2 separate regions of the Homo sapiens genome follow, and region 1 is linked to region 2. A link is an interaction called in ENCODE POLR2A ChIA-PET data of the cell type or tissue named here. Cell type or tissue: GM12878. All regions are shown on one strand. Each heading gives the region's core, and the rest is flanking DNA. Links, peaks and the distances in the headings are about the cores only. Region 1 overlaps RBM47 (RNA binding motif protein 47). Region 2 overlaps RHOH (ras homolog family member H).

Region 1 (16,576 bases), core at 4,325-12,324, 390 kb after region 2:
ATAAAAAATAAAAAAAAATAAGCATGATGAGTCCAGTCCAGGAATGAGAAAGACACATTTCACGATTGCCACATGGCTCTTTGTTGTTGTTGTTGTTGTTGAGACGGAGTCTCGCTCTGTCGCCCAGGCTGGAGTACAGTGGTGCAATCTCAGCTCACTGCAACCTCTGCCTCCGGGGTTCAAGCAATTCTCCTGCCTCAGCCTCCTGAGTTGCTGGGACTACAAGTGCACACCACCACGCCTGACTAATTTTTGTATTTTTAGTAGAGACGGGGTTTCACCATATTGGCCAGGCTGGCCTCGAACTCCTGACCTCGTGATCCACCCACCTCAGCCTCCCAAAGTGCTGGGATTACAGACTTGAGCCACCGCACCTGGTCTTTTGTTGTTGTTGTTGTCGTGGTTGTTAAGGAGTTTCGCTCTTGTTGCCCCGACGGGAGTGCAATGGCGCAATCTTGGCTCACTGCAACCTCCGCCTCCCAGGTTTAAGCAATTCTCCTGCCTCAGGCCCCCAAGTAGCTGGGATTACAGGCACCCGCCACCGCGCCCAGCTAATTTTTTTGTATTTTTAGTAGAGACGGGGTTTCACCATATTGGCCAGGCTGGTCTTCAACTCCTGACCTCAGGTGATCTGCCCGCCTTGGCCTCCCAAAGTGCTGGGATTACAGGCGTGAACCACTCTGCCCGGCGCGCCACATGGCTCTTACAAAAGTGCATGAGCCAGCTCTGGGGCTGGAGCACAGACTGAACCCCAGTTTTGAAGGGCCTAGTATAGTGTTCAAACCTCATTCTGTAAGCCCTGATTTCTCCATATGTATACCACACACTGCTGCTTTTAGGTGGCAAATGAGTGGAGGCATTTCATTTTCAAGGTTTGGATAATTTATATGCATATTAGAAAAATACTGGTCTTCGGCCGGGCACGGTGGCTCACGCCTGTAATCTTAGCACTTTGAGAGGCCAAGGCGGGCAGATCACCTGAGGTTAGGAGTTTGAGACCAGCCTGGCCAACATGGTGAAACCCCGTCTCTACTAAAAATACAAAAATTAGCCAGGCGAGGTGGCACACACTTGTAATCCCAGCTACTTGGGAGGCTGAGGAAGGAGAATCACTTGAACCCGAGAGGTGGAGGTTGCAGTGAGCCCAGATCGCACCACTGCACTCCAGCCTGAGCAAGGGGAGCGAGACTCCATCTTAAAAAAAAAGAAAGAAAAATACGGGTTTTCCATTTAAGAAATGAGATAGTGTTCCACTTTAAGTAAATGGATTTTAGTAAAACAAAAGTGAGTTGATTTAAAGAAAAATATTACCCAGCACTTTGGGAGGCTGAGGCAGGCGGATCACTTGAGGTCAGGAATTCGAGACCAGCCTGGCCACCACGGTGAAAGCCTTTCTCTACTTAAAAAAAAAAAAACAGCCGGGTGTGGTGGTGCACGCCTGCAATCCCAGCTACTCAGGAGGCTGAGGCAGGAGAGTCTCTTAAACCCAGGAGGTAGAGGTTGCAGTGAGCCAAGATCACGTTACTGCACTCCAGCCTGGGTGACACAGTGAGACGTCATCTCAAAAAAAAAACAAAAAAGAAAGAAAGAAAGAAAAAGAAAAATATTAAATGATGATGTAGGTGATATATAGATATGGGGAAATTGAAAAGGTAGTAGGGAAATGATTGTTACCGAGAAACTACTGTAGAGAATCAGGGAACTTCTGGGAAATGTGGTCTCGGTAAGAAAAAAAAGAAAAGAAAAACGGTGGACTAGTGGCAGTTTTTAACAAGTGAATGACATGGTCAGATCTGTCTTCCAGATGGACAGCTACTGACAGCAGAGGACACACAATCTCTGGCCTCATCCATCACTCTCTCCTGCACCCTCTTTGCCCTTTAGCCCCACCTGGACAGTTTCACCGACGGCCCGCCTGGCCCCAAGCCCCTGCTCTGCAGCACAGCTTGGTGGTTGAGAGATGAACTCTGAAGCCACACTGCCTGGATTTGGTCTCTGGCTCTCCACTTGCTGGCTGGCAACCTGGGCAAATTGCTTTACCTCTTTGTGCCTCATTTGCCATCTAGTAGGGTTGTGATGAGGACTGAGGAAGTTACTATTTGTAAAGGACTTGAAATGTGCATGGCATTCAGTAAGTACTGAGATGTAAGTACTAACATGAACATGTGTTACAAGCCTGAGCAACACAGTGACACCTCCTCTCTACTAAAAACAAAAACAAAAATAAGTTAGCCAGGCGTGGAGAGGCTGAGGTGGGAGGATCACTTGAGACCAGGAGATCGAGGCTGCAGTGAACTATTATTGTGTCACTCTACTCCAGCCTGGGCAACTGAGCAAGACCCTGTCAGAAAAAAAGCCCGCAAACATATGTGTTACTTTAAAATGATGTGTTTTATCTTCCGTAAATCACAACATCTCTTCTACGCTGTGCAAAAATCTATTTATTCAAAGTCCAGCTGAACCCAAACATCCATCAACTGATGAATGGATGAACAAAATCTGGTATGTCCGTACAATGGACTATTATATTACTCAGCCATAAAAAGGAATGAAGTATTGATAGATGCCACAACATGGATGGATCCTGAAAACATATATGCTAAGAGAAATAAGCCAGACATGAGAGGCCACATATCGTATGGTTCTATTTATGTGAGATGTCCAGACAGGCAAATCTATAGTCAAAAAGTTGATTACTGGTTGCCAGGGGATGGGAGAGAGAGAAATGAGAAGTGATTGCTTAATAGGTTTGGACTTTCTTTCTGGGATAATGAAAATATTCTGGAATAGGGCGGAGCATGGTGATTCATGCCTGTAATCCCAGCACTTTAAGAGGCTGTGGCAGGAGGATCACTTGAGCCCAGGAGTTTGAGACCAGCCTGTACAACACAGTGGGACTCCATCTCTACAAAAAATTTTAAAATTATCCAGGTATGGTGGCACACGCCTCTAATTCTAGCTATTCAGGAGGCTGCATTGGGAGGATTGCTTGAGCCTGGGAGATCGGGGCTGCAGAGAGCTGCGGTCACATCACTGCACTCTAGCCTGGGCCACAGAGTGAGACCATGTCTCAAAGTAAAATAAGAAAAAGAAAAGAAAATATTCTGGAATAGATCATGGTGGTGGTTGCACAACTTTGTGAATTACTAAAAGCCACTGCATTTTCTACTTTAAAATGGCGAATTTTCAGCCAGGCGCGGTGTCTCGTGCCTGTAATCCTAGCACTTTGGGAGGTTGAGGCGGAAAGATTGCCTGTGTTCAAGAGTTGAAGACCAGCCTGGGCAACATGGTGAAACTTCATCTCTACTAAAATACAAAAAATTGGCCAGGCATGGCAGCCTACACCTATAGACCCAGCTACTCAGCAGGCTGAGGCAGAATTGCTTAAACCAGGGAGGTGGAGGTTGCAGTGAGCTGAGATCACACCACTGCACTCCAGCCTGGGCAACAGAGCGAAACTCCATCTCCAAAAAAAAAAGGTGAATTTTCTAATTTAAAATGGTGAATTTCGCAGTACGCTAATTATATCTCAGAAAAAAAAAATCTAGCTAAAAGATCACCCTTCTTCCCCAACTGTCCCTCCTGTGGGCTCCCTGTTCAATATCACATGCCATGTTATAGTACAGTGAGTTGGACACAAGTGAGTTGTCCCCACATGAGTGTGAGCATCTGAGGGCAGGAAGAGTGTCCTGTTCACCTACAACTCCCCAGAACTCAGCAGAGCGACCAATAGGTACCAAGTAGTTGCTCCAGTAAATGCTCACTGATATAATAAGCAGAGCATTATCATTTGAGGGGAAGGCAGACTTGGAGATTAATTTATTTTCCAAAATGGGCAGGCTCTAAATTACCAACCTGGTAGCAAAGAAACAACTGCCTCTGCTCAGGGGCCCAATCCATATCGAGTATTAAGACCAAGTACGAAATAGCAATAAAAAGCCCTTTCTTTTGTCAATGAGAGTGAAACAAGCTTAGACTTGGAACTCTTTTTCTATCCTGTCAACTAGGCTTGATGATGCTGGACAAACTGCAAATCCTGAACTTAGAGACTGTTGCAGCAATAACCATTTTGACTGTGATAATATCATTCTGCTCAAGTTGGTGTTAGTAAGGCAAGTACAATCCTAAAATTCTGGCATGAAAGGCACACTCTGGGTGAGCACATGTTGTGAAGTAAATGTAAATAGCAGAAATCCCACAAACATGGAACCAATGAATGAAGTTAAATCTTATATGTACATTCCTTAGAGTTGGCCCACTCATCCTGCTGTCATTGCTGATTTGGAAAAACGAGATGACACGAAACATGTGAGCTCTCTGCAGTGTTTGGCTATGTCTCCATACCTCTTCTTTTATTTATTTATTTATTTATTTATTTGATAGAGTTTCACTCTTGTCGCCCAGGCTGGAGTGCGGTGGCATGATCTCAGCTCACTGCAGCTCCGCCTACCGGGTTCAAGTGATTCTCCTGCCTCAGCCTCCTGAGTAGCTGGGATTATAGGTGCCCACCACCACGTCCAGCTATTTTTTTGTATTTTTAGTAGAAATGGGGTTTAGCCATGTTGACCAGGCTGGTCTTAAACTCCCGACCGTGATTCACCCACCTCAGCCTCCCAAAGTGCTGGGATTACAGGTATGAGCCACCATGCCTGGCCTGCTAATTTTTTATTTTTATTTTTATTGGTTTTTTTTTTTTGAGACTGAGACTCACTCTATGGCCCACATTGGAGTGCAGTGCCACAATCTTGGCTCACGGTAACCTCCGCCTCCCAGGTTCAAGTGATTCTTGTGCCTCAGCCTCTAGAGTAAGTGGGATTACAGGCACCCGCCACCACGCCCGGCTAATTTTTGTATTTTTAGTAGAGACAGGGTTTCACCATGTTGGCCAGGCTGGTCTCGAACTCCTGACCTCAAGTGATCTGCCCGACTCAGCCTCCCAAAGTGCTGGGATTACAGGCGTGAGTCACTGCGCCCAGCCATGACCTTTTTCTTCTTTTTTAGCTTCCATTTTTCTCTGCTTTCTATAAATTATATGCTTTGCGCATGAGACAAAGTCCTTGCCATCTGGTTTCTTCCCGCCTCTTCAGCCTCATCTCTCTCTAGGTTCCGGAATCCCTCTCCAAATGGTAACTAACTACCTGCTTTTCATATCTCTGGATCTCATTTAAGGCTCATTCAAGCCAGGCGCTGTGGCTCACACCTGTAATCCCAGCATTTTGGGAGGCTGAGGAGGGCAGATCACCTGAGGTCAGGAGTTCAAGACCAGCCTGACCAACATGGAGAAACTGTCTCTACTAAAAATACAAAATTAGCCGGGTGTGGTGCCGCATGCCTGTAATCCCAGCTATTCAGGAGGCTGAGGCAGGAGAATTGCTTGAACCGGGAGGCGGAGGTTGCAGTGACCCGAGATCACGCCACTGCACTCCAGCCTGGGTGCCAAAAGTGAAACTCTGTCTCAAAATAAAAACAAACAAACAAACAAACAAAAAAACCTCATTTAAGAATCATCTCTAATTCTAGAGCCAAATCACCTGGGTTCAACTCCGAGTTCTGCCCTTACTAGCTACATAACCCTAGGCAAGTTATTTAACCTTTCTGTGCCTAGGTCTTCTGTGTATGGGGATCATAATTGTAAGTACTTCATAGTTTTCTTATGCAGATTCAATGAGTTCATCTTCGTAAAGTGTTTAGAACGGGACCAAGCACGGCCAGGCGCGGTGGCTCATGCCTGTAATCCCAGCACTTTGGGAGGCCGAGGCAGGCAGATCACAAGGTCAGGAGATGGAGACCACGGTGAAACTCCGTCTCTACTAAAAATACAAAAAATTAGCCAGGCTCGGTGGCGGGTGCCTGTAGTCCCAGCTACTCAGGAGGCTGAGGCCAGCAAATGGCGTGAACCCGGGCGGTGGAGCTTGCAGTGAGCCGAGATCGCGCCACTGCACTCCAGCCTGGGGCGACAGAGTGAGACTCCATCTCAAAAAAAAAAAAAAAAAAAAAGAACAGGACCAAGCACATAACACATGCTATGTGACATGGTTTGGCTGTGTTCCCATTCAAATCTCAACTTGAATTGTATCTCCCAGAATTCCCATGTGGTGTGGGAGGAACCCAGGGGGGAGGTAATTGAATCATGGGGGCCGGTCTTTTCCAGACTATTCTCGTGATAGTGAATAAGTGTCACCAGATCTGAGGGGTTTATGAGGGGTTTCTGCTTTCACTTCTTCCTCATTCTCTCTTGCTGCTGCCATGTAAGAAGTGCCTTTCACCCTCCCCCATGATTATGAGAGAACTCCCCAGCCATGGGGAACTGTTAAGTCCAATTAAACCTTTTTCTTCCCAGTCTCGGGTATGTTTTTATCAGCAGCATGAAAACAGACTAATACACTATGTAAATATTAAGTATGTTAAAAGTCTTATCTTTATGAGGAGTCCCCTAAACGTTTCCCTCATCCCCTGCTGTGCCTCCTCAGGTTAAACTGATGCTACCGATTCCTATCATAGCATCTAGAAAATTTCATGGGACTCATTTTTAATGCTTCAGTCTCTCTAGGTAAATGTAGGCACAAAATAAATGGTTTTCAATGAATCAATGGATGGATAAATGAATATCTCTATTCTAGAAAGCACAAAAGAGTATTTTATTTTATTTTTGCTTACGTGTCTGATTTAGTCTGTGAGCTTCTCAACAACCCAGAATACTTCTGATACATTTTGTATCTCCAATGCCTGACACAGAACCTGTATCCACTCAATGAATAAATGGCTGGAGTTGTTGCTACTCAAAAGAAAACAACAACAAAAAACCCACATAGGCCGGGCACGGTGGCTCACGCCTGTAATCCCAACACTTTGGAAGGCCACAAGGCAGGCAGATCACCTGAGGTCAGTAGTTCGAGGCTAACATGGAGAAACCCTGCCTCTACTAAAAATACAAAAAAAAAAAAATTAGCTGGGTATCGTGGCGCATGCCTGTAATCCCAGCTACCAGGAGGCTGAGGCAGGAGAATCGCTTGAACCCGGGAGGCAGAGGTTGCGGTGAGCCGAGATCGCACCATTGCACTCCAGCCTGGGCAACAAGAGCAAAACTCTGTCTCAAAAAAAACAAAAACAAAACAAAACAAAAAAAACCACCCACATAGAATCATCAAAATGAGTTTTGGAAGCAAACTTGAAATCACTATTCAAGACTTGGGCAAAACCAAAGAGCATCTGAGATTAAACTGGGACATCTTATCCAAGATATCATTGATTATATATATATAATGTATCTCCAATAAGATACATGAGAGGTGTAATAAAATAATCAAGCGTTGAGTCTTGGCCTTCCACGCAAGACTCAGGCCTCTTCAGAACAGAAGGATTAAGATGGAAATGGAATAGAATTCAAATGTTAAAAGAATGAAGGGTCAAGAGCGTTGGAATGAAGGTAAATGGGCCACCTGTAGAAGTCTGAAAGTGAGCTTTGGAGGGAAGAAAAGTAAATACTGCTTTAACAAGAAGTCCTGGGGAATCTGAATGAATTAGATCCTGATCATGGATCCATAACATGTGGATGTGGAGAATTAATGGTATCTAGGGTCCGTATCTAACTGATATTCAAGAAGTATAGTTAGATGGCCGGGTGCAGTGGCTCACGCCTGTAATCCCAGCACTTTGGAAGGCCGATGTGGGCAGATCACTTGAGGTCAGGAGTTCAAGAACAGCCTCTACTAAAAACACACACAAAAAATAGCCACGTGTAGTGGCACATGCTTGCAATCCCAGCTACTTGGGAGGCTGAGGCAAGAGAATAGCTTGAACCCAGGAGGCGGAGGTTGCAGTGAACCAAGATCGCACCACTGCACTTGCACTCCAGCCTGGGCAAGAGAGCCAGACTCTGTCTCTCAAAAAAGAAGAAGTATAGCTAGAAATTCTAAGAATGACTTTGTCTAAAATATATTCTCTGAAGTCTGCAGAAACTAGGATGAGCAGTTCTTTAATCTGATCCAACAGGGCATTTGTAGGACTTTTGTGACCTTAAATGAACTGAAATAACACAAAAGGTCATCAGAGAATGTCCAAGCTTCTCAGTACACATCATTTTCCCATTTATTAAATTTGAAGGTATCTTATATTCAGCAAAAATGAGAGCTCATTCAGCTGCATTTTATTTCCACTACAAAGAAGTCAAACCTAGAACCCATGTCAATTTGCAGAGGGATCTTCATTCACCTATGATCTTCATCCCCTAGGCTTTTGTTTCATTTCCTTTGGTTGTAATTAATTTATTATGGAAACTTAGGTAAACTCAGCTTCTCTCAGCCAGGAACAACTGCAAACACATTTATTTATCTTTCTTCCCCAAATCTACAAGACATCAAATATTGACTAAAAGGTTTCTTCAAAGGAAAGTCAGCCTGGTACACGGAGCTCATTTCTAGCCATCCTTGAATGTTTGCTGTTTTCCCAAAGCTGCTGACAGTCCAGCTATACACCAGCATGTGTTCATTTAATATAAGTGTCTCGCCATGAAGCTGAAAGCACTGTACAATGATTTTTATTTTTTTTGCTTTAAATGAAGTCAAGATACAGTCTTAATAAAACATAGGACAACTTCATTTTAACCAAACCTAAACCTTTAAACTTCAGGCATCTTTAGGTCTGAAAAGATTCTACTAACAACTTTCTCAAAGTTCAGCTTTGTCCAAAATATATAAATATCAAGAAGTCCCTCAATAAAAAAAAAGTATACCAAAACTCTGGGGATATTCTAATGACATTAGTAGCCTCGAAAGAAAAATTCTTAGAATCTGAGAAGGAAACAGTGAAGTGACTGAATCCACAAGAAAGGGAAAAATAAACTACGAAATGACTTTTCTAGCAGGCTGCTGTTAAAACACTTAACATTCCTAAGAACAGAGTTCAGTTCAACTTTTTACTGACCTTCTCCCCTCATACCTTCTTAGACCCTGCATCATCAGAAGACAGATGAGTTTAACTCATTGGTGATAAAAAACTAAAGAAAGGAATGCTGTTCATGGTGTGTAAGACAGTAGTAACAGGCCAGGTATGGTGACTCATGCTTGTAATCCCAGCACTTTGGGAGGCCAAGGCAGGAGGATTGCTTGAACCAGGAGTTCAAGACCAGCCTGGACAACATAGTGAGATCCCATGTCTTAAAAAATAAAACTTAAAAAAAAAAAAAAGGACAGTAGTGACTGTGGAGAACAGTCTAGAATTGGGTTTCTCAGCCTCAGCCCTATGGACATTTTGGGCTGGATAATTCTTTGTTTTGAGTGGTTCTCCTGGGCATTGTAGGATGTCCAGCAGTACACCTGGCCTTTACCTACTAGATGCCAGAAGCTCCCAATCCCCATCCCCACTACTGCCTCCCACATTGTGACAACCAAAAACATCTCCAGACATTACCAAATGTTCCTTGGAAGACAAAATCTAGAACCACCAGTCTGGAACCATCCTATATACTAGCAATATTCACTATCTCAGAAGGGATCTGAGAGTTAAGAATCAAATCTGTAAGAACTTTGTAAGATTTGGAACGAGCCATCTAACCCAGCATTATTTCCTTCCTGCGACTTAAAGCCAAGTAACCATCCCCCATCCACCCAACCCCCATCTTCCCTTCAACATCAAATGAACCAGCAGCCTTTTAGTGACTTGAACCATGAAAGTAAAAAGAATTAGAGAAAATTGCAGCTGTGTAAAACATAAGTCAAAGCCTAGTCCAAAATCTCCCCTCCCTTCTATCTAATTTTAAAAGAAAGGAAAGTGAAAGGCAGTGAGGAGAAGGGCCATGGCCAGGGTCAATTGTCTGAGGTGATATAAGCCAAGAACAGATCTTGTAGAAGACTGGGTCCTGGTCCAAAGACCTGGTTTTTCCAAACCTGACCTCCTTTGGGAAGCTTTACAAGAGTCTTGGCCAGGGGCAGTGGCTCACACCTGTAATTACAACACTCTGAGAGGCCAAAGGGGTAGGAACGCTTGAGCCCAGAAGTTTGAGACAAACCTGGGCAAAAGAATGAGACCCCCATCTCTACAAAAAAAAAAAAAATTAACTGAGCTGGCATACACTTGCAGTCCCAGCTACTGAGGAGGCTAAGATGGAAAGATCACTTGAGCCTAGAAGGCCAAGGCTGCAGTGAGCCTTGATCATACCACTGCACTCCAGCCTGAGCAACATGGTAAAAAGGACACTGTCACACACACATACACAAAAGAGTCTCAATTCTGACCACCATTTACCTTGGGCAAGTTACTAGATAGCGCCTCATTTCTACACATGTCAAATGAGGATAATTGTAAAACCTACTTCTCACGGGTGGTTTGTTGGTTAAATAAAATCATGGCCAGGTACAGTGACTCACACTTGTAATCCCAGCACTTTGGGAGGCTGAGGCAGAAGGATCGTTTGAACACAGGAGGTTGAAGCTGCAGTGAGGTATGATCACACCACTGAACTCCAGTCTGAGCAACAGAGCAAAACCCTGTCTCAAAAAAATAATAATAATAAAAATAAGAAACCATGCATGGCATACAGTGGGTGCTCAATAAATGTTAGTCATGGCTGGGTGGGCGTGGTGGCTCACTTGAGCTCAAGAGTTCAAGACCTGCCTGGGCAACATGGTGAAACCCTGTCTCTACAAAATATACAAAAAAAAATTGGCCAGGCATGAGGGTGTGCACCTGTGGTCCCAGCTACTTGGGAAGCCGAGGTGAGAGACTCTCTTGAACCCAGGAGGTCAAGGCTGCAGTGAGCTTAGATCACTCCACTGCACTACAGCCTGGATGACAAAAGTAAGTACTGTTCCAGGTACACCTTATACAGCTCTTCACCAAAGTTGCTTTCTTATTAAAAACAGAATTTAGCCAGATATGGTGGCTCACACCTGTAATTCCAGCACTTTTGGAGGCCAAAGCAGGTGGATCACCTGAGGTCAGGAGTTCAAGACCAGCCTGGCTAACATGGTGAAACCCCATCTCTACTAAAAATACAAAAATTAGCTGGGCATAATGGTACATGCCTGTAATCCCAGCTACTAGGGAGGCTGAGGCAGGAGAATCGCTTGAACCTGGGAGGTGGAAGTTGCAGTGAGCCAAGATCACGCCACTGCACTCCAGCCTGGGCAACAGAGTGAGACTCTGTCTCAAAATTAATTAATTAACTAATTAATTGTGAAAACTTCAGGCGCTTCATATCCTTTTGGAAACTGAACCATCTTATGCAAAACGAATAACCACACCATCTGTGGCTCAATTAAGCAATAATAAATACAATTACACCTCATGGGCTCCACTGGTGTTGACATGATATTGGAGAATAAAATGCTACAGTCACTGACAGTTTCTATAGCCACGGTTGCAAAACATTATCTGTCATAGCTTCTTCTACCTCCATCCAATTCTAAAGCTTCATGACTTTTTAAAACATCACTTCTTGGCTGGGTGCGGTGGCTCACGCTTGTAATCCCAGCACTTTGGGAGGCCGAGGCGGGCGGATCACGAGGTCAGGAGATCGAGACCATCCTGGCTAACATGGGTGAAACCCCGTCTCTACTAAAAACACAAAAAAATTAGCCGGGCATGGTGGCGGGCGCCTGTAGTCCCAGCTACTCTGGAGGCTGAGGCAGGAGAATGGCGTGAACCCGGGAGGCGGAGCTTGCAGTGAGCCGAGATCGCGCCACTGCACTCCAGCCTGGGCGACAGAGCGAGACTCTGTCTCAAAAAAAAAAAAAAGAAAAAAAAAAAATCACTTCTTTGGTCATTGCTTGAGACCAAAATCATTTTATTCCTATGAGTTTGCAAGTATATGCGCAATCATTTTTTTTAGAATAATCTCTGCTTGGGAGGTTGTAGTGTGGCGCTAAAAACAAACGGATAAAGCTTCCACCGCTATAAGCTCCAAAAGCCCTGTGTGTTGCTCACCCTCATATCCCCAGTTCGCTTTAGGTACTAGAAACTCAAAAACTCAGTTTGCTAGAGATACAAATCAGCCTTTCATTATGTGGTTTAAAATGTGCCTGTATCAGCTTTCTAATTTCCACCCACATAATATGCAGAAGAAACACAGCAGACCCTTTTTACAAAGCTTACAAAAGTTAGGTAAGAGACACACAAGAAATACATTTACGTGTTCTAATGGATCCATTTTTACAGTGTCAATATTTACAGCATGAATTTGCATGTCTCTCAGTGGTTATAACTCACAAGGAAATCCACTGTTTCATCTTATATTTTCTTTTCTTTTTTTTTTTTTTTTTTTGAGACAGAGTCTTGCTCTGTCGCCCAGGCTGGAGTGCAGTGGCGCGATCTTGGCTCACTGCAACCTCCGCCTCCCAGATTCAAGCAATTCTCCTGCCTCAGCCTCCCGAGTAGCTAGGATTACAGGCGCCCGCCACTGCGGCCAGCTAATTTTTGTATTTTTAGTAGAGACAGGATTTCACCATGTTGGCCAGGCTGGTCTCAAACTCCTGACCTCAGGTGATCCACCCGCCTCGGCCTCCCAAAGTGCTGGGATTACAGGCGTGAGACACTGCGCCTGGCCTCATCTTACATTTTCTTTTATCTTTCTCTTACTTGTTATGTGGGATGAATCTCTGTTCACACAAATTTTTGTTTTCACTATTAAATATATATGGCATTTAAGGCCAGGTGTGATGGCTCACACTTGTAATCCCAACACTTTAGAAGGCCGAGGCAGGCGGATCACAAGGTCAGGAGATGGAGACCATCCTGTCCAACATGGTGAAACCCCATCTCTACTAAAAATACAAAAAAATTAGCTGGGCATAGTGGTGCGTGCCTGTAGTCTCAGCTACTCGGGAGGCTGAGGCAGGAGAATCGCTTGAACCTGGGAGGCAGAGGTTGCAGTGAGCCAAGATCGTGCCACTGCACTCCAGCCTGGTGACAGAGTGAGACTCCATCTCAAAATAATAAATAAATATGGCATTTAATATTGTAAATTAAGTACATATACATGCTAAATATATTAAATATATTCAGTGTTAAGTATAAATATATACATGTACTTTATATTTATACTAATGTGATTGAATATTAAATATATAATATAAATATTAAAATTTTGGTAAATATATATGATTAATTTGAGTTATAAGTTTGATGACTGAAACTATACTTAAGTCTTTTTTTTAATGTTTGCCCCCAACCCCCTTTCCCCATTACAGTTTCCTATACACCCTAGATACTCGATTAGCATTATTTTGTCATTTGTGGTATAAAAGTAAAGATCACATACTTTATATTTGCCAATATGGACATAAAGAGAAACACTGAAATACAAAACAGTTGTCTAAAAGAATGTGAAGGGCCAGGCATGGTGGTTCACACCATAATCCCAGTACTTTGGGAGGCTGAGGCAAGCTGATTGCTTGAGCCCAGGAGTTTGAGACCAGCCTGGGCTACATTGCGAAACCCTGTCTCTACAAAAAATACAAAAAATTAGCCAAGCATGGTGATGCACACCCGTAATCCCAGCTACTTGTGAAGCTGAGGTGGGAGGATCACCTGAGCCCAGGGAGGTCAAGGCTACAGGGAAACATGATTGTACCACACTCCAGCCTAGGCAACAGAGCAAGACCCTCAAAAAAAAAGAAAAAAGAAAATAAAAGAAAAGAAAAAATGCTAGGCAGCCAGGCATGTGATGTGCCTGTAGTCCCAGTTACCCAGGAGGCTGAGGCAGGAGGATTGATTGCTTGAGCCCAAGATTTTACAGTGAGCAATGTCACGCCACTGCACTGCAGTCTGGTGACAGAGTGGCACCTTGTCTCTAAAAATAAAATAAAATAAGAAATACTTTTCCGAAAAATGAATGCTAGGCACTAGAGGTGTCTCCTGCTTTTGCTAGAGGCACTGGATATAAAAGGGGGAAACTTCTAGCTGGGGGTAGTGGCTCACACCTGTAATTCCAGCACTTTGGAAGGCCGAGGTGGGCAGATCACGAGGTCAGGAGGTCGAGACCAGCCTGACCAACATGGTGAAACCCCGTCTCTACTAAAAATACAAAAATAAGCCAGGCATGGTGGCGCGCGCCTGTAATCCCAGCTACTCGGGAGGCTGAGGCAGGAAAGTTGCTTGAACCTGGGAGGTAGAGGTTGCAGTCAGCCATGATCAAGCCACTGCACTCCAGCCTAGGCAACAGAGCGAGACTCCATCTCAAAAAAAAAAAAAAAAAAAAAAAAAAGGGAAACTTCCAGCATCTCCTTGGGATGTTTGAACAGGAATCTCAGTAAACACACCCAAAATTGAACTCCTGATCTCCTCTACCTGCCTCAAACTTGTTTTCCCCCAGTCTCTGCCATCACAGCCAGCAACACAGATCAGAACCCCCCATCCTCAGTCCTTCCTCCAGGCCATCACCACATCTTGCTATTTCTGCTGGCCACTGCCGGCCTCAGACTCAGACCATAACAGAGGCAGGTAGATACACAGAAGACATCCCATGCAGGCCACTGGCTCTCTCCACCAACACCAACACCCCCAAAAATCAACCCCTGGACAGGCGCAGTGGCTCACACCTGTAATGTCAACATTTTGGGAGGCCAAGATGGATGGATTATTTGAGCCCAGAAATTCAAGACCGGCCTGGGCAAAAGAGTGAGACCCTGTCTCTACAAAAAAATCAAAGAATTAGCTGAGTATGATTGTGTGCCTGTAGTCCCAGCTTCTTGGGAGGCTGAGGCAGGAGGATCACTTGAGCCCAAGACTTTAAGACTGCAGTGAGCCATGATTGCACCACTGCACTCCAGCCTGGGTCAGGGTTGTCTTTTAAGAAGTCGTCTTTAATGGCTTTCTCTTAGGCCTGGAGTAACAAAATGCAAACTCTTTTCCATGGTCTTTAGTGACCCACATGCTCTGAGTCTCAGTAATCCCCATAACCCTACCTTGTGCCCATCTCCTCCTTGCTGGGCACTTTGCACTGTTGCAAGGTCGGCCTTCTTTAAGTCCCTCAACATGCCAAGCGTTCCCAGCCTTAGGACCTTCATGAACGCTACTCCATCTAGCGAAGATGGACATCTCCCTGCCCATCAAACACCTTCAGCCCCACCTCCCTGGAGGAGCCTTCTCTGATGACCTCACCTATGGGATTCCCACCTACTATTGTGTAGTACCTGTGGGTTCCTGGTTCCTTCAGAACACTAAATCTCATCTCCACCCAACAAAGAAAGTCCCAGAGGGCGGAGAATCTTTATTCACCACTGGGTACTTCGTATCCAGTGTCCAGCACACAGTAGCTGCTCAAACAGCAGTTAAGTCTGTATCTAGGCCAAACACGGTGTCTCACGCCTGTAATCCCAACACTTCGGGAGGCCGAGGCCGCGGATCACTTGAGATCAGGAGTTTGAGTCCAGCCTGGCCAACACGGTGAAACCCTGTCTCTACCAAAAATACAAAAATTTGCCAGGCCTCATAGCTCATGCCTGTAATCCAGCTACTCGGGAGGCTGAGGCAGGAGAATCGCTTAAACCAGGGAGGCGGAGTTTGCAGTGAGCCAAGATCACACCATTGCACTCCAGCCTGGGCGATAGAGTGAGACTCAGTATGAAAAAAAAAAAAAAAAAAAAAAAAACTCTGGGCCGGGCACAGTGGCTCACACCTGTAATCCCAGCACTTTGGGAGGTCAAGGCGGGCGGATCACGAGGTCAGGAGTTCGAGACCAGCCTGGCCAACATGGTGAAACCCGTTTCTACTAAAAATACAAAAATTAGCCAGGCATGGTGGCAGGCGCCTGTAATCCCAGCTAGCCAGGAGGCTGAGGCAGGAGAATGGCTTGAGCCTGGGAGGTGGAGGTTGCAGTGAGCCGAGATCATGCCATGGCACTCCAGCCTGGGCGATAACAGCAAGACTCCATCTCAAAAAAAAACAAAAAGTCTGTATCTGGGCAAGAAAAATAAGTCCTTTCAATGTGTCTAGTTTATAAACCCATTTAATTCATATTTACTGGTTCTATATTTTAGTAAATAATTACCACCAGCTCCCTCTATATAGTATATTACCAAAGACAAGTCTAATTTAACATTTATATGCTATTCATTTTTTCTTTTCTTTAAAAAATTTTTTTTAATAGAGAAGGGTTTTCGCCATGTTGCCCAGGCTGCTTTTTAACTCCTGGGCTCAAGCAATCCACCCACCTCAGTCTCCCAAAGTGCTGGGATTACAGGCGTGAGCCACTGCACCCGGCCCCCCTATTCATTTCTAATGTCCCATTCAGTGCATATGATAAGAAATAAGATGATTTGCAGAAAGAACTATGAACATTAGCTCTTTGTTTATTAGGCATAATTTGTCTGTGTATTTTTTGAACTCCTCAACAAATTGTGATGATGTCTTCCAAATCAATTTAGAAGGAAACAAACAAAAAAAAAAAACCCAAAATCCAAATAATTCTAAATCAGCCACAAACCATGACTGACAATAGTCAGAAATAACTAAATCCAGGCTCTTCATCTACCCTCAGCAGACTTTATGTACTATTGCCTTTTTTTTACTGCAAAGAACCTTCCTGGAGTCTGTACTACCTTCAAGATGGTTTTAGGGTCCCCAAGCCTAGTAGCCACAG
Region 2 (16,576 bases), core at 3,504-11,503:
TAGAAGTTCACCAGGAAGAGCCAGGGCAGGAAAGCTTGCAGCAGCAGGATTGAAGCTGTCAAAGCAGGAAAGACCAGGGAGAGTGTCAGCAATGTTGCATAGTCTGGAGAAATTGCAGCAAAGTAGTATGCTGTTGTTTGAATATAAAAATGTGTGTGTAATTATTATATGCATTCGTACTTACAGCATGTGAATTTATGTAATAATGTAATAGCTTCAGAAAAATGCATGAGAAACTGCATTGGCTAGGTAAAGCAGGGACAGGGCCGAGGAGAAAAGTAAAGAGAGAGAACTCGGCTGGATGGAGGTTATCTTATACTTAATATGGCATAAAGGGCTTTTTACAAATTGGCCCCATTGTCCCTTTCCAACATCATCTTCCACCTGTGCTTCAGCCACCATAGCCAGCTGTCTATTCTCCAAATACCCACGTGCACACCTGGGCACCAGCCGCTTCCTCTGCCTGCATGCGGTCCACCAGTCCTATTTCTTTCTCTCCTCCAAGACCAAGTTCAAATGTTCCTCCTCTCCCCCTCCCCACCCCACCACCCTGGAAGATTTTAACACTCTGTCCTTAGTGTTCTCTTGGCATTTTGCATTTACCTTTATTATAGAACTTGGCTGTTTAAATTTTAATTTTTTGCAGGACGAACCGGAGAGTGAGGTCATTTATACGCAGAACATTGCGTCTCCTCTCTTTAATTTAGCATTTTATTCTCTGAGGTCCTAGCTATATGGTACTTTATGGTGATGAAGTACAGCCACACCATTCTGCCTTTGTGTGGCCATTGCATGACCTCTCCAAATGAAATCATTTCTTCTATAGAGAAAAAAAAGTGAGGATCAGAGACATTATTAACTAAGTAAAAAAAAAAATTTTTTTAACCTCTGGGCCTAGTCTAAACTACATTAACATTTTCTTTATTATCTTCTGCCCCATTAGGCTCCTTAAAAGTAGGCCTAGTTTAAAGACAATTAAAGGCAGATATTCTGTCCCTTTTTTTAGACTTCTATGGATTTGAAATGTCATGTTAATAGAACACTATATATGCGTAAGCAATGAACTGAACCATTAAAAAAGAATTTTGCTCTGGAATATCCTGGTAGTTTCAGGGTCATTATATATTTGTTTTGCTCAGTTTCTTGATCTTTCTGATCCTTAATCAGAAGCTGAGCATCTAAGGAAATATTTTATCCTATTGCTATGTATCTATAATATTATCTGTATAAAAAGTACATATGTCTATATTTCAAAAGAAGATTGAAAAAATTAAGAAAATCTGAATAAACTTGTGTTCTTAGATTATTCCTCTTTGTTCCTCTTCTCCCTTAGGCAATTGAGGGAGTAACTGCTATGTTCCTAGTACAATTTATTCTATAGAGGGACATGTGAAAGGTGAGCTGAGAATTCCCAGTAAATCTCGATTTACCCATCATTGCAGAGACCTTTCCTCTGCCTGGGCCAATGTCCTTCTCGGCAAGGGAAGATAGATCGCACCAGACAAAGTTTGGACATTTATCTTTCTACATAAATGGAAAACCCTTCCCAGATTGTTCAACTGGTTGCTTTTTTTCAGTTACTAATACAGGAATACCTCATTTGATTGCGCTCCACAGATATTGCATTTTACACAAACTGAAGGTTTGTGGCAACTCTGTGTTGAGCGAGTCTATCGGCACCATTTTCCCAACAGCGTATGCTCACTTCATGGCTCTGTCACATTTTGGTAATTCTCAAAATAATTCAAACGTTTTCATTATTATTGTATCTGTTATGGTCATCTGTGATCAGTGATCTTTGATGTTACTGTTGCAATTGTTTTGGGGCACGATGAATCATGCCCATATAAGATAGCAAACTTAATGGATAAATGTTGTACGTGTTCTGACTGCTCCGGCTGTTCCCCCACCTCTCTTCCTCCCTTTGGGCCTCCCTATTCTCTGAGACACAATGATATTGAAATTAGGCCAGTTAATAAACCTATAATGGCCTCTCAGTGTTTAAGTGAAAGGAAGAGTCATGTGTCTCTCACTTTAAATCAAAAGCTAGAAATCATTAAGTTTAATGAGGAAGGCATGTTGAAAGCTGAGAGAGGCCGAAAACTAGGTCTCTTGCCAGTTAGCCAGGTTGTCAATGCAAAGGAAAATTTATTGAAGAAATGAAAAGTTCAACTCCTGGGAACACATGAATGATAAGGAAGTGAAACAGCCTTACTGCTTGGACAAAGCTTTAGTGGTCTGGGTAGAAGATCAAACCAGCTATACAATTTCTTTAAGCCAAAGACTAATCCAGAACAAGGCCCTAACTTGCTTCAATTCTATGAAGGTTGAATGAAGTGAGGAAGCTGCAGAAGAAAAGTATGAAGATAGCAGAAGTTGGTTCACTAGGTTTAAGGAAAGAAGCCATCTTCATAACACCAAAGTATAAAGAGAGGCAGCAGGTCCTGATGAATAAACTACAGCAAGTTATCCAGAAGATCTAGCTAAGGTCATTGATGAAGGTGGCTACAGTGTACAATAGAATTTTCAATGGAAACAAAATGGCCTTCTATTGGAAGAAGATGCCATCTAGGACTTTCACAGCTAGTAAGAGGTCAATACTTGGCTTCAAAGCTTCAAAGAACAGGCTGACTGTCTAGTTAGGGGCTAATGCAGCTGGTTGCTTTAAGGTAAAGCCAGTACTCATTTACCATTCCAACAGATCCTAGGGCCTTAAGAATTATGCTAAATCTACTTTGCCTGTGCTCTATAAATGGAACAACTAAAGCCTGAATGACAACACATCTATTTACAGCAATGTCTACTGAATAATTTAAGCCCACTGTTGAGACCTACTGCTCAGGAAAAAGATTCCTTTCAAAATATTACAGCTCATGGACAACGCACCTAGTCACCCAAGAGCTCTGATGGAGATGTACAAGGAGATTAATGCTGTTTTCATGCCTGTTAACACAATATCTATTCTGCAACCCATGGATCAAGGAGTCATTTCAACTTTCAAATCTTATTATTTAAGAATACATTTTGTAAGGCTATAGCTGCTATAGATAGTGATTCCTTTGATGAATCTAGGCAAAGTAAATTTAAAATCTTCTGAAAGGATCTACCATTTTAGATGCCATTCAGAACATTTGTGATTCATGGCAGAAGGTCAAAATAGCAACATTAACTGGAGTTTGGAAGAAGTTGATTCCAAGCCTCATGACTGACTTGAGGGATTTAAGATGCTAGTGGAGGAAGTAACTGCAGATGTGGTAGAAGGAGCAAGAGAGCTAGAATTAGAAGAGGAGGCTGAAGGTGGGACTGAATGTCTGTAATCTCATGTTAAAATTTAATGTATGAGGAATTGCTTCTTACAGATGAGCCAAGAAAGTAATTTCTTGAGACAGAATCTACTTCTGGTGAATATACTGTGAAAACTGTTGAAATGGCAACAAAAGATTTAGAATATTACATAAACTTACTTGATAAAGCAGTGGCAGGGTTTGAGAGGATTAGCTCTAATTTGCAAGAAGTTCTGCTGTGGATAAAATGCATTTCATGCTACAGAGAAATCTTTCATGAAAGGAAGAATCAATCAGTGTGGCAAACTTCATTGTTGTCTTATTTTAAGAAATAGCCACAGCCACTCCAACCTGCAGCAACCACTACCCTGATCAATTGGCAGCCATCAACATTGAGGCAAAAAGATTAGGACTTGCTGAAGGCTCAGATGATTGTTAGCTTTTTTTTTTTTTTTTTTTTTTTAGAGAGGGTCTTGCTCTGTTGCCCAGGCTGGAGTGCAGTGGTGCAATCATAGCTCACTGTAGCCTCCCGGAGTCAAGTGATCCTCCCACCTCAGCCTCCTGAGTAGCTGGGATTACAAGTGTGCATTACCATACCTGGCTAATTAAAAAAAAATTTTTATCTAGACAGAGTCCCATTGTGTTGTCCAGGCTGTATTGTTAGCATTTTTAAGCAATAAAATATTTTTAAATTAAGCCATGTATACTTTTAGACATCATGTATAGTGTAAACATAACTTGTTTTTTTTTTTTTTTTTTTTTTGAGATGGAGTTTCGCTCTTGTTGCCCAGGCTGGAGTGCAATGGCACGATCTTGGCTCACTGCAACTTCTGCCTCCTGGGTTCAAGCAATTCTCCTGCCTCAGCCTCCCAAGTAGCTGGGATTACAGGCATGTGCCACCATGCCTGGCTAAGTTTGTATTTTTAGTAGAGACAGGGTTTCTCCATGTTGGTCAGGCTGGTCTTGAACTCTCGACCTCAGGTGATCTGCCTGCCTCGGCCTCCCAAAGTGCTGGGATTACAGGCTCGAGCCACTGCTCCTGGCCAACATAACTTTTATGTGCACTAGGAAACAAAAAAAACTGTGTGACTCACTTTATTGCAAGATTCACTTTATTGCAGTGGTCTGGAACTGAACCCGCGATATCTGTAAGGTATGTCTGTATATCATACCCTTCCTGGGCAATACGAACAGGCTGACCTAATTCCTTCTAATGCTGAGTGGATTCTATCGAATGGATATGGCATAATTAATTTAACCCCTGCGTCTTAATGGACCTTTCAGATCTTTCCAGTTCTTTTTTTGCTGTCGTGAATAATGTAGCAATGGAAATTCTTGCATATCTTGACTACTTGTGTAGACACATCAGTACAACGTGTTGAAAGAATTGGAATTGCTGGATTAAAAGGTCTCCGCATTTAAAAGTTTAATAGATACTGGCAAGGACTTAAAGGATGGAGTGGTGCAAGGGGTCCCCCCTAAGTACAGGAAGTAAGGGGGTATATCATTTATATAGAATTTTAAAACAGTAATAAAACCAGTGTGGGTCTGTTTTTTATTATCACCATGCGCTGGCAGTGAAAAAGTCAGAGTAAGTTCTTAATGGTGTGTACAGCTTTCACTAGAGCTTTGGGGCCAAGTTGCATCTTCAGCTTCTATGGCACAGCATAGTCCTGAGTTTAAGCTGCAGATTAGACATAAACAATGATAGCACAGTGATTGTAGAAACCCCGGAACAGAACTCGAGTTACCTCAATTCCGTTATTCTCTCAGAGTTTTGTATTTAAATTTGAAACAACAAAGGAGAATGCAAACTACAAAGTATAATTAATGCTGATTGGTAAGTGCAAGTTTTAATTCATACATGAAATATCTTACTGAATTATTGTTATTATTTTTTAGAGACAGGGTCTCACTTTGTCATCCAGGCTGGAGTGCAGTGTTGTGATCATGGCTCACTGCAGCCTTGATCTCCTGGGCTCAAGCCATTCCCTGTCTCAGCCTCCTGAGTAGCTAAGGCTACAGGTACATGCTACCATGCCCAACTAATTAAAAGAACTTTTTGGTAGAGATGTTTGTTCATTTTTGTTTTTTGTTTGTTTGTTTTCAGACAGTCTCACTTTGTCACCTAGGCTGGAGTGCACTGGCGAAATCGGCTCACTGCAACCTCCACCTCCCAGGTTCAAGTGATTCTCATATCTCAGCCTCCCAAGTAGCTGGACTTACAGGCATGCACCACCACACCCGGCTAATCTTGCTGTGTTTCCCAGGCTGGTCTCAAACTCCTGGCCTTGAGCAATCCTCCTGCCTCGGCCTTCCAAAGTTCTGGGATTATAGATGTCGGCCAGTACACCTGACCTGAATGATTTTTTTAAAGTTCAATTAAAAAAAAAAGTAACTTGTTTCTTTTAAAGCTAAAGAAGGAATAAAAAATAAACAGTCTGTTCCTGATTCTTACGCATTGCTAGGAAAATAATTTTGTCACCTAGAGGAGAGAGGTTGATAGATGATCAGTTGTGGGTGTCAAATACACGAAGGACGCCGCTGGATTCTGTTCAAGTGCGCTCTGCAAAGATGGTGGTCTTCTGCTCATCAAATGGTGTGTGAGAGTGTCTGACTGAGGAAGAATCTTTAAAATGCTGTAAGAAATCAGGCTTGTAGTAAGAAGGAAATCACCCACCAGCAGAAAAATGTATTTCCGGCCTTTCTTCCTCACCCTCTGCCACTGTTTTAGGATTGCTCAGTTTCATCAAGGTTTGAAGGATAGGCAGGCTCTCACTAAGAGAGAGGTAGGGAGAGGGGAGGTAGAGACCTATGAATGGGCTCAGAGGCTGGACTGCCAGAGTCTGAACCCCAGCATCTCTTCTCATTAGCTTGTCATCTTGGACAAGGTACTTTACTTCTCTGTGCCCTAGTTCCCCCAGCTGTAAAAATGAGACAAAAATGATATTGACCACATGCAGTCTTGTTGTAATGATTAAAGGAGGTAATTTTTATAAAGCACTTCAAACAGCGTCTGGCAAATGTGTTTATTGTTATCCTTATCTGCTAAGGGCCAGGCATTCATCTAGGCATGGGAGATAGATTCTTTTCAGTTGCCTTAAAAAAAAAATCCTGCAAACGATGCATGATTAATTCACATTTTGCAGTTGTAGTTATGTGACTTGCCCAAGGTTATACTGCTGCTCAGCAAGGGAGATGAAAATCTAACCGTGACTGTCTGGGTGCGGTGGCTCATGCCTGTAGTCCCAGCACTTTGGGAGGCTGAGGCGGGCGGATCACCTGAGGTCGGGAGTTCAAGACTAGCCTGACCAACATGGAGAAACCCCATCTCTACTAAAAATACAAAATTAGCTGGGTGTGGTGGCGCATGCCTGTTATTCCAGCTACTTGGGAGGCTGAGGCAGGAGAATCGCATGAACCCAGGAGGTGGAGTTTGTGGTGAGCCGAGATCACGCCATTGCACTCCAGCCTGGGTAACAAGAGTGAAACTCCATCTCAAAAAAAAAAAAAAAAAAAGAAAAAGAAAAAAATATCTAACCGTGACTGTCAACTCCACAACATGGGCCCTTTGCAAACAATTGCATATCGGCAGCCTTACACACTGAAACTAAAACTAAATCACCTCACTCCTTCCAGTGCTCTGGGCTGCATATCCAGAACAAATTATTAAATGCCTTGACTTCTTTTATAGCTTAAGCAATCTGCAAGTTAAGGGGTTATCCTACTTCTAGAGAATGCTGGAAAGCTTAATGATTTCTCCTAAAAAGAGATGATCCATCTCGAAGGAAGTGGATGAGAAAGGGAACAGGTGTTTAAAAAGTATTTTTATATTAAAACTGGGAGCTGTGGCTGGGTGTGGTGGCTCACGCCTGTAATCTCAGCACTTTGGGAGGCCAAGGCAGGTGGATCACTTGAGGTCAGGAGTTCGAGACCAGCCTGGCCAACATGGCGAAATCCCGTTTCTACTAAAAATACAAAAATTATCCGGGTGTGGTGGTGCATGCCTGTAATTCCAGCTACTCGGGAGGCTGAGACACGAGAATCACTTGAACCTGAGAGGTGGAGGTTGCAGTGAGCCGATCTCGCCACTGCACTCCAGCCTGGGTGACAGTGAGACTCTGAAAACAAGCAAACAAAAAACAAAAACAAAAACAAACAAAAAACATTGACAGCTACCTTTTGAGTAAAAAGCCATCAGTACACAATAAAATCTTTCTGTGGGAAAAAGGCAAAGAAATAAAGGTTGCTACTGTGTGAATAATTTGGCATGTCTATCTAGCTATATGAGCATTGTGCTTAAAATATTAAGGAAATTAAGTATGGGCTATACAATGTAGGCATAATGTGTATCTGAAAAAATCCTGTGTAGATGGAAAGTGTGCTGACTCAGCTGGTTCAGTTTCTGGGCCTCGTGTGGGCCCCCAGCAGCTTAACCACTTCTCTCAAGTCCTTGGTTTCCTCATGGGAGAAATGAGTATGTTGAATTAGATGACCTTTCAGGCATCTCATCATGCTGAGTTTTTTTTCCGCAGCAGGGAACATGCTACTTTACATTCTGTTTAGGGTTTGCTCAGTGAAGGGGGAGTACCAGGAATCTGGGGAATTCCCAGAATACCTGGGCACTATATATATATATATATTTGCAACACATTTAATCATAAAAGATTAATATCCTTAATCTCTAAAAGGATTTTAAAAGTCATTAAGAAACAATGACCGTCTTGCTGGAAAAGTAGGTAAAACTGATGACTTACAAAAGAAAAAATATATGTTGTCAAGAAACAGATGAGAAAATTTTAATCTTCACCAGTTGTAAATGAAATGCAAATGAAAACAAGTCAAACTTGCAAATATTATACCCAGTGAGAGTTGATAGAGAGATGCAGTGATAGGCCCATACATGGAATATAAATTGGTTCAATTTTTTATCTCTTCTGTTCCAGCAGTTGCTCTCATATCTATTTATCCTAAAGAAATAATCATATATTTATATTAAAAATATTCACTCAATGTTGCTATAGTGAAAATAAGGAATTATTAAACTATCCAACAGTAGGCAATTGGTTAAATAAATGATGCTATATTTACATAATGAAATTTTATGCAGCCATTTTCTATGTCAAGAATCTTGACATAGAATGTTAAATTAAGACCTAAATGTTAAATTAAGAAAAACAAGATGCCAAACTGCATATAAAGTATGGTATTCTTAGTTTTGGAAAAAAATGATGCACTGAATAAAAAACCCCAGAAAAATGTATGCTAATATTTTACAGCTTTTGGTTCTAGGTGGTAACTGATTTTTATCTTCTTTGGATCAGTGTTTTCGAAATGTTCTATAATGTGTATGTACTACTTTTATAATCAGAAAATAGGATATATAGAAATGGTCTGGAAAAAATGAGGAGAGAAGTTACAATAGGGAGGTCATCTTCAATCTGTTTGGACCAGCAAGTAAAAGCAGGAAATGCTGTCCACCACCAATGGCTTAAATATGTGTGTTGGATGGTGGTGGTGGTTGGTGGTTCTGGGGTTGGGGATGGGGGGAACCTTGAGATGTGATGGTTTTCTTAGTCAGAGATGGTGCTTTACAGCTGGGAAGTATCTTGAACTTGGTGGAGGTCTATCCAGACATCAGGCAGATTTCATATTTTCACAGACAAAGGCTACGTTTACGTCTAAGGGGAAAACACAAAATACTAAGATAGAAACCTCCAAAGCCCCCTCACCTTTTCAGACAACAAGAACCCCCAGGGCAGAGGGTCTTCCTCACTCTCAGAGTTACTTTGACTTCTCATCTGGTTTCGTGTGGGTAATGCATTTTCACTCTTGAGTTTCTTTTCTTTTTAAGGTATTTTCATTATGACGTTTGTTCTTTTGCAAAGAGCTAATTCTGCAGAATTCTACCCAGGGAGGGCCGAGGGAAGTTAGTGAAGGTAACGATACCAGTTAGAAAGTTGAGTTTGGGTCATCTCAGGGGCCTCCTTTGGCCTCCTTTGGCTTATGTTCTAGAGATGGCCCTTACTTCCCAGGAATAGATAGTGATGTCTTACTGAGTTGCAGGTAGAGTCTGTATTGAAGCGCAAGATTTTCTTCCCTGACTTGTCTGGGAATCCTTACCCAGGACTGTGGCTTTCCTCTTCCATATCCCTCCACCAGGAGGCAGGCTCTAAGCCTCTGTGCTGTCATCCTTTTGCCACTTCCATGAACATGCCTTCAAATACTTGAAAAAGTCACTATAGCGTAAAGTATACTTTTCTCTTTTGGTGATGCTTTTCTGCATTTTCTCTATAACCAGAGAGTAAGAATAAAACTACAGCTTGGGACCTGGCGCGGTGGCTCACACCTGTAATCCCAACACTTTGGAAGGCTGAGGAGGGTGGATCACCTGAGGTCGGGAGTTTGAGACCAGCCTGACCAACATGGAGAAACCCCGTCTCTACTAAAAGTACAAAATTAGCTGGCATGGTGGCACATGCCTGTAGTCTGAGCTACTCGGGAGGCTGAGGCAGGAGAATCGCTTGAACCTTGGGGGTGGAGGTTGCAGTGAGTTGAGATCTTGCCATTGCACTCCAGCCTGGGCAACAAGAGTGAAACGCCATCTCAAAAAAAAAAAAAAAAAGAAAGAAAGAAAACAAAAGCCCCCACGCTTTAAAACTTTTAACACGAAAAGTTTTGAAGCTACACCAAAGAGGAGAGAATAGGCTAATATACCCCTGTATACCCACCACTCAACCTCAATAGTTCTTAACACTTTTCCAATCTTACTTTATCCATTGTTTTTGCTTGTTTTCTGGAATAATATAAAATAAATCCCTGACATCTTATTGATTTTCCTCATCAATACATCAACATCTCTATCAGATAAGGGCCTTAAAATACAATTGACAAATTGATTGATAAATAAGGACCTGACAATACAGTTATCACCTAACAAAATTAGCAATAGTTCTTAAATGTCATCTAATACCCAGGCCATATTCATATTTATTTGAATATCTAAAAGAATATAAAAAGGACTTCTTTTTTTTTTGAGACGGAGTCTCACTCTGCCATCCAGGCTGGAGTGCAGTGGCACGATCCCCCCTCACTGCGACCTCTGCCTCCTAAGTTCAAGCGATTCTCCTGCTACAGCCTCCTGAGTAGCTGGGATTATTAACCACCATGACGGGCTAATTTTTGTATTTTTAGTAGAAACGGGGTTTCGCCATGTTGGCCAGGCTGGTCTAGAATTCCTGACCTCAAGTGATCCACCTGCCTTGGCCTCCCAGAGTGTGTGAATACAGGTGTGAGTCATGGCACCCGGCCTGGACTTTTTTGAGTCCAGGCCTCCCTCTGTTGTCCAGGATGGAGTGCAGTAGTGTGATCTCAGCTCACTGCAGCCTCTGCCTCCCAGGTTCAAGCGATTTTCCTGACCCAGCCTCCCGAATAGCTGGGACTACAGGCACAGGCCACCAGGCCCAGCTAATTTTTTTTGTCTGTGTTTTTAGTAGAGATGGGGTTTCGCCATGTTGCGGCTAGTTCAAGACTATCCGCAACATGGCAAAACCCCATCTCTACTAAAAGTGATCCACCCCCCTTAGCCTCCCAAAGTGCTGGGATTACAGACGTGAGCCACCGCGCCTGGCTCTCAGCCTGGACTTTTAAAACTCTTATGAGTAAGAAGAAAGAAGAGGTGGCTTGGGGCTGAGGATAGCTATGAACAGCTGTGATTCAGGAGGCAGAATTATTCAGCTTTGCTCATCTCCTTTGCAAGGAGGAGAGAATGAAACAGACCTTTAAAAGGGAATCAGAAGTTGGAGTTAGTGCTTCTAGGAATTGTAAACGAATTCAGCAGTGTAGACCTAGAAAAATTTTCAGAGTCACTGATAGGGATTCACAGAAATTTTCTGTAGCTTCAAGGGACCAGCCCAGCCTTTTTGTTCCCTTCTGAGACCACATTAAAAAGACAAAACAACATACAGGAAGCACTTCTTCAAAACTGCGCAAATAGCACATGCGTATCGTGGACACATTTTTAAATGCACTTAAGCAAGGAGAAGAAAATGGGAATCACATACAACCCCAGGACCCAGAGACAAGCCAGTGGGCACCACTCTAGACATTTTCACAGCTCTGGAATCTCCTGTACAGGCCATTTTGAAACCTGCCATTTTGAAACCTGCTTTCCACCCATTTAGCTTAGGAAGCCTTTTCCTGTGTCTGTGAATAGACCCGTACGATGTTATGTTAATGGATTTCAATATAGGAGCAAATTGGTTTGTGCAAGACCCACCTATTCTTAGGTGATTTTTTTTTTTTTTTTTTTTGCTATACATAACATAGAAGAGAACATGTTTCTAGCTAAAGATTTCATGTCAAAGCTCATGGGAGAGGAAGATGACCCTGGCTACCCCACTTCTCTTCCCCTTCATTCAGTAAACGATAGCCTTGTCATATGACGGCAGCCTGTGGCTCTCCTGAAAGCGCTCTGTCTCTTCAGCAGGCCCCCCAGTGGGAAACACCCACCTCTTCATGGATCTCACAGATCTGTCTCTCTCCTCTGGTGCTGCCTATGTTTGCCAGCAGCTTCTCCCAGGCCCCCAGGCCTACAGCCTCAGAATCACCTTGTTTCAGGCCTGCGTGTCAGTTCCGCCTCGTGGATGTTGCTGGGGCTTCTCTCCCTCTTTCTTGTCTCACAGCATCTGCTCTGGATAAAGTCATCCTTGATCCCAACGGCAGGAGCCTCCCACTTGCCTCTTTGGTCTTTCCCACCTGCAATCCAGCCTAACCTGCCACAAGAATGAGCTTCCTACAGCCCAGCTTGATCTCCCATTCTGGGCTCCGCCTTTTAGCCCAACTGAGCTGCCTCTCACCCTTCTAGGTGCCCTAGGTTTTTCCTTCATTGCTCATGTTTCTCTTTCTTCTCTGTGCATCTCAAGCTCAGTGGTTTTAAGGGTCATGTTCTAATACCATGGCCTCCACAAAGCCTTCCTTGATTCCTGCTAGTTGCAGGTAGCACCTTTTTCCCTTTGTTGGCACTTTATTTGTTCCTCCCTCAGATCCTTGCTGAAGTTTATGTCTGGTGTTGCCATTAGACTGTAAGTTTTTTTGAAGGCAGAAGCTGTGTTTTCTTTAACTTGGCTTCAATGCCTGACACAGAGTAGGTGCTCAAAGAGGTTAGTAACATTTAAGTTAAAAGAGAATGGATTGGTAACAGTTTTTTTATTTTTTGAGACAGGGTCTTGCTTTGTTGCCCAGGCTGGAGTGCAGTGGTGTGATAATGGCTTACTGCAGCTTCAGCTTCCTGGGCTCAAGTAATCCTCCTGCCTCAGCCTCCCAACTAGCTGGGACTATAGGCATGCTCCACCATGCCTGGCTAATTTTTTTTTTTTTAGTATAGACTTGGTGGTGAGGCACCGGAGGCGGGGGGCAGGGGTCTCATCATGTTGCCCAGGCTGGTCTTGAACTCCTGGGTTCAGGTGATCCTCCTGCCTTGGCTTCCCAAAGTGCTGGGATTATAGGCAGGAGCCACTGTGCCTGGCTAGTAACATTTTATGTGCCAAAGACCCAGGGATTTTAATTGACTGTTAACTGATTTTAACTGGAGTCAGCTGGAGCTAATAGTGTGCTGTGGCTGCTGATGAGCAGAAGGCAACCTTGGATTGTATAAAATCACAGGCTCATCTCCCATAATCCCTCCACCGGCCACTTCCTGCTCCCCACTGAGCAGCCCACAGTGCAACCTCCCTGAACTTCTTCTACTTCCCCAAATCAAACATGTATTTTCATGCCCCTGGGCCTTTGCACATGCTTCTCCCCACCCCCAAAGCCTTTCTTCTCTGTTGCTTATCAAAATCTTACTCATCCTACAGATCAGCTGTCACCTTTTAAATGCGGGGCTCCCAAATCACCACTCCTTTCTCCCATCTCGAGAATTAATGCTCCCTCTCCTGTGTGTCTGTAGTACTGGTTCATATCATCATCATCATAGCAGCTACTATTTGCTAGTACCTGTTTTGTTCCAGGCACTGTTTTAGGCTCATGACATACACTAGCTCAGAACCATCTTACGACAACCCCTCAAGGTAAATTATAATAATGGTAAATACTTCTACGGTACTCACTCTGTGCCAGGCACTATTCAATGTGGTTTACATGCACTACCCATTTAATTCTGTACAACCACCTTGTAAGGTAGGTATCATTATTTTATTTTAATTTTTATTATTAAAAATAATACCATCAACCAACTCACACCAGGTAGGCACCGTTATTATTGCCTATTTACAATTAGGGAAGAGGGGCTTAGAGAAGTTAAGTGACCTTTATGAGATCACATAGCCAGTGGGGCTGAAAGGCAGTATGGTTCCAGAGTCTGTGCTGTAGACACTATGCATAGTTGACTTTGTTGTCAAAGGAACCGAAGGTCAGAGACGTTAAGTAATTGCCCCAAGGTCACACATTTAAGTGGCAGACATTGGAGCCAAACCCAAGCCTGCCTGACCCCAGGTCTACATGCCCCTTCTTACTCTGAACTACCTTTCTGTCTAGTAGGAGTTGGCAAACTTTTTTGTGTAAAGACCAAATTGAAAATATTTTAGGCTTGGTTGCAACTTTATGTTGCAGCGAGAAAGCAGTCATAGGCAACATGTCAATGAATGGGCATGACTGTGTTCCAATAAAATGCTATTTGTGAAACCTGAAACTTGAATTTCATATAATTTTCACATGTCATAAAATATTTTCCTCCTTTGGATTTTTTTCAACCATTAAAAAATGTAAAAACCACCTGTAATCCCAGCTACTTGGGAGGCTGAGGCAGGAGAATCGCTTGAACTTGGGAGGCAGAGGTTGCAGTGAGCCGGGATCATGCCACTGCAGTCCAGCCTGGGCGACAGAGTAATACTCCCTCTCAAATAAAATAAAATAAAATAAAATAAAATAAAATAAAATGAAATAAAATGTAAAAACCATTCTCAATTTATGGCCCTACAAAACCAGGTGGCGGGCTGGATTCAGCCATGCGTGGGCCATAGTTTGACAACCTTACTTTATAGCATCGTGACATTATAGAATGATTAGATAGGCATGATTTGCCTTTTTGCTCTCTTTTTCCTAGAACAGTTCAGCTCAGGCCCCAAACATGGATACCCAACTGAGAAAACACGAGTCTTTGGTAAACAAGATCCACATTCCCTAAAAGAAGTTCAGAGACCACGTGTCCTTCCCTGAGCACACCTCTTGGGGTTGCACCCTCAACTCCAAGCAGTTTTTCAGGCTATTCCAACTATTTTGAGAAAAGAAGTAGGAAATGCATTTCCCCATCACTTTAGTTTTGAGATGAGTTTCTAAGGGTGCTCTGGGTGGTTGCCTAGCTGGCTAGTCTTGTATTTGACTCTGAAATTGAACCGGACTAAGAACTCTAGACCTCAGGCAACGATTCCTTGATTGTGCTCCTGGGAGTGGAAGAGACCAGTCAGGGCAGAGTTGCTGGACCAGAGGAGGGGAAGGGGACCACGGTCCCGGTGTGATTGGGGACCAGAGGGCAGGACACACGGCTCAGAGAGGCTTCAGAGCTTAATATGTTGAAATAATAAAAGGCTTCAGGACTTGGCAATGTTTTGTTTTAATTCAACTATAAAGGGGTTTAATATGCTTCAGGCTTAGGAACATAAATACTGCTTAACATTTTTTATTCTGGTGAACTTATGTTAAAAGTTGCAAATCAGCATCTTTTTTTTTTTTTTTTTTTTTTTTTTGTAGAAACAGGGTCTTGCTATGTTGCCCAGGCTGGCATTGAACTCCTGGCCTCAAGTGGTCCTTCCACATCAGCCTCCCAAAGCACTGGGATTACAAATGTGAGCCACTGTGCCTGGCCAAGCAAACCAGCATCTTGCAAACAAACTTTCAGAACAAAATCTGTTTCAAACAGAGATGATCTATGTATGAAAGTACACTGACTTAAAAATGATTTCTTTCTGTGGTTTTGAGAGAAAATCTAGTGATTATTTGTAGCAATTAGCAACACAGTAGGGGGAATTATTAAGATAGGATTCAGATTGGTGAAATAAATTCTTGCAAGTAAAACTTAAGATAAAATGCCACTTGAGAAGATGTTCACCACAAAGGTGGTAACCTTATTTTTAAAAATGCTTTTTATTGAAGTTTTATCTACATACAGGAAAGTGAACACCACGTGGGTATACAGCTTGGTGGATTTTCACAAACTGCACACACTTGTGGAACCAGCATCCAGATCAGGAAGCAACAGATGTCCTTTAAAACATCAAGAACTGGGCCGGACATGGTGGCTCACGCCTGTAATCCCAGCACTTTGGGAGGCCAAGGTGGGTGGATCACCTGAGGTCAGGAGTTTGAGACCAGCCTGGCCAACATGGTGAAACCCCGTCTCTACTAAAATTACAAAATTAGCTGGGCTTGGTGGCATGCACCTTGTAATCCCAGCTACTCGGGAGGCTGAGGCAGGAGAATCACTTGAACCCAGGAGGTGGAGATTGCAGTGAGCTGAGATTGCGCCATTGCATTCCAGCCTGGGCAAAAAGAGCGAAACTTCATCTCAAAAAAAAAAAAAAAAAAGAAAAAAGAAAAAAAAAAAGCAAGAACTGGTTTATTTTCAGGAAGAGAATAGGAGTAGAGACCTGGTCTGAAGAGCTGGGTACAACCTAGGGCAGTAGCTCATGCCTGTAATCCCAGCACTTTGGGAGGCTGAGGCAAGAGGATTGCTTGAACCCAGGAGTTGGAGACCAGCTTGGGCAACATAGTGAGACCTTTGTTTATACAAAAATAAAAAATAAAAATAATTAGCTGGTCATAGTAGCACGCAACTGTAGTCCCAGCTCTTCAGGAATGTGAGGCAGGAGGATTGTTTGAACCCGGGAGGTCCAGGCTGCAGTGAGCTGTGATTGTGCCACTGCACTCCAGCCTGGCACACAGAGTAAGAGCCTGTCTTAAAGAAAAAAAAAAAAAGAAAAAAAAAAGGGGTGGCTAGGAAAAATGTCTTGAAACTGGGTCTGCATAGAAAACAACTTTGTTTGAGATGCCTTGGAGAAGGCTGATGGGAATTACAGTGTGTGTTGGTGACACTTGGAGCTGCCAATGCTTTGAAGTCAGACTCTAGTTGGGTCTAACTTTGCCTCTGCCATTCCTTGCTGTGTGACTGTGGCCAAGATTGCCAACCTCTTGAAGCCTCTGTGATTGTGACATGATAATCTCTAAAATACAGCATCTCTTGTTCACGATTATTTCCTCAGAACCTGTTACAGTGCCTGCCATACAGGACACCCTAA

The links. Peaks named below come from ENCODE experiments on the same cell type or tissue, not always from the same donor. Only the 100,000 strongest peaks of a DNase experiment are listed, where the experiment ranks them.
Region 1: POLR2A ChIA-PET joins it to region 2 with 7 read pairs; 3 of 35 experiments call an interaction of 5 or more read pairs at or near these places.

What each region holds. Positions count from the first base shown.
Region 1 is chr4:40,604,635-40,621,210 of GRCh38, forward strand. The region is part of intron 1 of RBM47 (RNA binding motif protein 47); the gene reads right to left. Among named protein-coding and RNA genes, the nearest start is that of RBM47, 17 kb to the right of the region's middle. RefSeq lists enhancers at 9,710-9,769, 14,496-15,023. In GM12878, for the core only: no CTCF peak of the experiment used is centred there; no DNase peak of the experiment used is centred there; H3K27ac peaks cover 1,315 bases.
Region 2 is chr4:40,219,743-40,236,318 of GRCh38, forward strand. The region is part of intron 1 of RHOH (ras homolog family member H); the gene reads left to right. Among named protein-coding and RNA genes, the nearest start is that of RHOH, 31 kb to the left of the region's middle. RefSeq lists an enhancer at 7,787-7,836. In GM12878, for the core only: a CTCF peak has its summit at 9,454 (motif pointing right); DNase peaks (open chromatin) are centred at 7,749 and 9,019; H3K4me3 peaks cover 1,597 bases; H3K27ac peaks cover 4,841 bases.